Linked DNA regions of Homo sapiens: region 2 is linked to region 1. A link is a loop called in an ENCODE intact Hi-C map of the cell type or tissue named here. Cell type or tissue: gastrocnemius medialis. All regions are shown on one strand. Region 1 has its middle 31 kb from the start of SERBP1. Region 2 overlaps IL12RB2 (interleukin 12 receptor subunit beta 2).

Region 1 (2,500 bases):
AGAAGACAAAGTGAAGATGAGCTCAGTCTCAGAGCACTGAGACAAACAAAGTGAAAAATATGTGGGGGAATAAAGAGCTGACCTAAAAGAAACATAAACACTCTGCTACACATTCCTCTTGTCTTTGGCACACATCTTCATGGGACTCTGATTGAGAAAGTTAATTAGAAAAATTATTATGGTACTCTCTTTCTCTTGTCATTTATTTAAGTCATAGGAGGAAGTAGGTGGAAGTGCCTAGAAGGTAGAGTGGGTGGAACTGGGAAATTGCTCTGTAAGATTTAGTTGGTGACAATGGGATTGTTGGTTCCACCAGTTTATTATTCACTAGTCACTAGAATTATCCATAATAATAGCTTGCATTTGTATAGGATATTCTAACTTATAAAAGGCTTTTATGACATTGTCTCATTTGATCTCACTGACAACCTTGTAAGCTAGACAAGGCAGGTATAATTATCCCACTTTATGAATGAGAAAACTGAGACTTAGAGAAGTTCAACGACTTGCACACTCAGTCATTAAACTAGAGTCTGAACAAGAAACCAGGTGTTCTTACTTAGAAAGCTTCAACTTTACCAAGGTCATATGGCTAAGCAGGACTTGAATCCCAGTGAGGCCATCTCCAGAGCCTATGCTCTTAACCACCGTGTTCTGCTAGTCATTTAACAGACATTTGTTGAGTGTGTCTTATTTACTTAGTTCCTTGCTCTTTATAAATACAATCCAGGTGCTCTCGCTAAGGCAGGTATTCATTAATGAAGGCATGTTTGGTAAATGCTTCTAGTACCTTCTCCCATGCCTCAGCAACTCATTTGACCGCAGAAGCAAACACAAGCTGTGGCCTAATCCCAGAGTCCCCACAAGCAGTAATTGCAGAGAAGTTGAGCCAAGAGGAGACTGACTCGCAGCCCAAAGCTACCCGCTCAGGTCCCCTGAGCCTGCAGGCTTTGGGCTAATGGGAAGCGGGTGTGGTCCATTTACAGCCTGGATCCAATAGGAAGTGAGGAGGCTAGATGAAAACTTTTTTTCACAAGAGTTGCTGTGTTGTCCTCCCCGTTACCCTGTTGGCATTTTTTCTTAAAACCCAGTAGCAGCTGTTGGCTAGTTTTGAAAATTGTCCAACCTTAGTAGAGCCTGTCCCCAAGCACGCAGGGCCTCCTTGGGGCTGGACCCTGGGGCCAGGCAGCTTGCCCAGGCAGCTCCATAAATAGCACCTGTGATACGTGCAAAAAGAGGTGAATCAGGGAGGGCTGCTGGTACTCCTCAGTGATGGTAAGCCAGTGAGTCTCAACAGCGAGTCTCGGATAAAGGCAGTTCCTATTACACATGTCTAACACTGAGGATCTAAAAATCAGTTCATATTAGGAATGGTTTAAGACTTTCTTTTTTCCTCATTCCTTCACTCCTCTTTCTCCCAGCCCTCTAGTAACATGCCTTTTCCATCATGTCTGTCAGATGATATTGTATAAGAATCCAGACTGAGTTTTTCTGACTATTTATAGAAGACAGTTGTGCTGCGTTAGCCACTACAGGAACTAAAGTTTGGTTCTGGGTTATGTGACATGAGAAAAACTTACAGAAATGTGTTTGTTCTCAAATGTGCCTATCCCATCCTTGTCCTATCACATCAAACAGGCCTGTTGGAATAACACATTGCTCTACTATGTCCTTTTATAATTAAATTTTTTTCTGATTTTCAAAGCATGTTTATACTAGTTAAAAGTTTCAAAGACTATAATGTATATAGTCTTTTACATTTTGGGGTTTGTTTGTTTGTTTGTTTTGAGATGGTGTCTCACTCTGTTGCCCAGGCTGGAGTGCAGTGGCGCGATCTCGGCTCACTGAAACCTCCACCTCCCGGGTTCAAGCAATTCTCATGCCTCAGCCTCCCAAGTAGCTGGAATAACAGACACACGCCACCATGCCTGGCTAATCTGTGTATTTTTAGTAGAGATTGGGTTTCACCATGTTGGCCAGGCAGGTCTCGAACTCAAGTGATCCACCCACCTTGGCCTCCCAAAGTTCTGGGATTATAGGCATGAGCCACCATGCTGGCCTATCTTTTACATTTTTAGCTATATAATGTACAGCTTGTTAATCTTTCACCCAGAGGTAACAACTGCTAATAGTCAATGTGTTTTTTAGTTTAGGGGCTCCTGAACTGATGGGAAAGGTAAAGAGCACTGACAGTGGTTATAGAAAGGAGGTGGCAAATGCAAACATGTTTCTAAATAGAACCAATGGGATGTTAGGGGAAGAGGAAGGTGAAGAAAATTAGCCCCAATCTTTTAGCCTGGGCGACTGGGAAGGTGTCTTGTGAAATAACCCAGAGGCCACATGCCAAAAGATAGAACTAGGAAAGATATCTAGTCTGTTAGGCTTGCTGGTCATTTTGTATCAATTATTATCATCCAGGAGTCACAATTACAAATGATTAAAAGCCTACAGCTGGCCTCACAGATATGCTGTTTAATATTTCAAACTCAGACCACTTCAG
Region 2 (2,500 bases), 120 kb after region 1:
CTTGAGCATAGGAGGTGAAGGCTGCAGTGAGCTGAGATTGTGCCACCACACTTCAGCCTGGGGGACAGAATGACACCCTGTCTCAAAAAAAAAAAAAAAAGGTGTGATTTTAAAAAGTAGTACAAGATATTTTTGAGGAAATGGTACTTTCAAGAGAAACTAAGTCATGGGAAAAGGAGTGACAAGCCATAACAAAGCAAAGGTCTCCTTCACCAACATCCTCACATCCTCACACACTGACACATGCACCCATTCATACATACACACACACTCACATACCTACATATTCACACCCTACTCACATCCCCACACTCCCACGCCTTCCACACACTCACATCCTTACACTCACATACATTCACACCCACACTCACACACATACTCCCACCCCAACCCCCAGGGGCTGCACCCAATCAGCACGGAGTTGTTCTCCTCTATTGTAAACATCCTACAAAAGTGAAAGGTCATCTCACATTTCCCCATATGCAAGAGAAAAGTGCTCTCACTTTATTCACAGGCAAATGGGGTTTTACTTGGTGCTTCCTTTGATGCCAAGGCATGAGATTTCCTTCTTTGCAGTGGTGGGCGTTTCTTGCATTTGGTTTCCCAGAGTTGCTCAAAGGAAAAAAACAAAAACAAAAAAAAACAAAAAAAACCCAAAAAACAAAAAACCCCACCACACACGCCCTTGCTCCCTTTCCCCAGTGAGGTATGACTTGGGCCCTGTCACAAAGCGATCTGGCTGCAGAGTTTTCCTTCTAGCCTGACACTTAGATAACTCCCTTGTACCACAGCATTCCCTTGAATTCCCAAGCCTGCCTGAGAGTGGCATGAGGAATCCCTATTAGAGGCTGGGATAAGAGTGGACTCAAATCACCTGAAATCCCCTCACTGGAAAATCACCTCTTGAAACCTCAGTTTCCATGTTTTAAACTGTGGGGTGAGACTACATGACAGTTAAATCCCTTTGGCTCTAGAGGTCTATAACTCTGTGGTTCTGTGGTCCAAAGCAGGACTGCTCAGTAACTCTGGTCAGTGTTTCCATTCCCACCCTCAGTTGAGTGGCCTGTTTGGGGCCATTAAAGAAGCCCAGGTTTGACAGAAAAGGACTTAATCCTGTGACAATATAGGACTGCATCCAACTTTCCTTGGGGAGCCTCTTAGACTAGAGAGTCACTGAAGGTTTTGAGGTTGGCTTTTGATGACTACCATCTGACATCAAGTTATAGAAGCTTCTAGTGCTTACCTTTTTGCTTTCTCTTTCTTTCCTTCCTTTCTTTTCTTTCTTTCTTTCTTTCTTTCTTTCTTTCTTTCTTTCTTTCTTTCTTTCTTTCTCTTTCTTTTTTCTTTCCTTCTTTCTTCTTTCTCTTTCTCTATTTTCTCTTTCTCCTTCCTTCCCTCCTTCCCTCCCTCTCTTCCATCCTTCCTTCCTTCCTTCCTTCCCTTCCTTCTTTGTCTTGCTCTGTCACCCAGGCTGGAGTACTATGGCACGATCTCAGCTCACTGCAACCTCTGCCTCCCGGGTTCAAGGGATTCTCCTGCTTCAGTCTCCCAAGTAGCTGAGATTACAGGTGGGCATCACCACACCCAGCTGATTTTTTTGTATTTTGGTAGAGACAGGGTTTCACCATGTCTGCCAGGATGGTCTCAAACTCCTGGACTTCAGTGATCTGCCCACCTCGACCTCCCCAGGTGCTGGGATTAGGGATTATGGGATTATTACTGGCGTAAGCCACTGTGCCTTGCCCTTTTTGGTTTCTTCTAAGCCAGTTCCAACCCCAAGCATCCTTCTTGGGCCCACAATTCTGGCTACACAAAAGGAAACATTTTCTAAACAATAAGAGATGTTCAACCATGGCATGGGCAGACTACAAAGTGAGATTCTCCCTGTCCCAGAATATCCCCACTGAGACATCTGTCTGTCCTGGCAGGAGTAGGAGCCATGTTTATAATGAAAGGAAGGCTGAACTAGAAGAGCTTTGAAGTCCCTCCAAATTCCAAGACCTCATTATAGAACCTAAGCCTTGTGAAGATAGAAATAAAATCAGGGCAGCAGAGAAGAAATCACATACTCACATTTACCAAGCATCACTCATGGCCAACACATACTTATTTTGACTTCACTCTGGTGCTGGTTTCAGAGAACCAAGATGATGTCCACTATAAACTCTGTTTGTTACAGTGAAAAGCACGCAGGCATGGAGCTTTCACTGTCAGGATAAACACGCATCATGCAGCACTGCTGAATTTTACACTGGTGGCCCTTGTGATTTTTACATTTGTGTCCTCTCATTTGCTGATCCCCACAATGGTCTTGTCAGCTTTGCAGATACCTGTATCATTACCCTCATTCTACTGAGAGAAACCCTTGAGTTGAGAGGCGTGGAATAGATTAACACGTAGCATATCTTTCCAGATCACTGTTGAGGACATTTTTGGAGGAGAAACCTTTACATGAGAGGAGGAATTTTGGTTTTAACCAGTCACTTGCTCGTGAAAAGGA

The links. A loop is a pair of places that touch in the nucleus more often than their neighbours do. Peaks named below come from ENCODE experiments on the same cell type or tissue, not always from the same donor. Only the 100,000 strongest peaks of a DNase experiment are listed, where the experiment ranks them.
Region 2: it touches region 1 in a loop (10-fold over the local background); 1 of 110 quality-filtered maps calls a loop at or near these places.

Annotation. Positions count from the first base shown.
Region 1 is chr1:67,459,832-67,462,331 of GRCh38, reverse strand. No RefSeq gene overlaps it. Among named protein-coding and RNA genes, the nearest start is that of SERBP1, 31 kb to the right of the region's middle. RefSeq lists an enhancer at 620-1,120. In gastrocnemius medialis, no CTCF peak of the experiment used is centred here; DNase peaks (open chromatin) are centred at 924 and 1,221; H3K4me3 peaks cover 392 bases; H3K27ac peaks cover 2,493 bases.
Region 2 is chr1:67,340,362-67,342,861 of GRCh38, reverse strand. All of the region lies in intron 9 of IL12RB2 (interleukin 12 receptor subunit beta 2), which reads right to left. Among named protein-coding and RNA genes, the nearest start is that of IL12RB2, 34 kb to the right of the region's middle. RefSeq lists enhancers at 434-523, 664-753. In gastrocnemius medialis, no CTCF peak of the experiment used is centred here; no DNase peak of the experiment used is centred here; H3K4me3 peaks cover 236 bases; H3K27ac peaks cover 1,096 bases.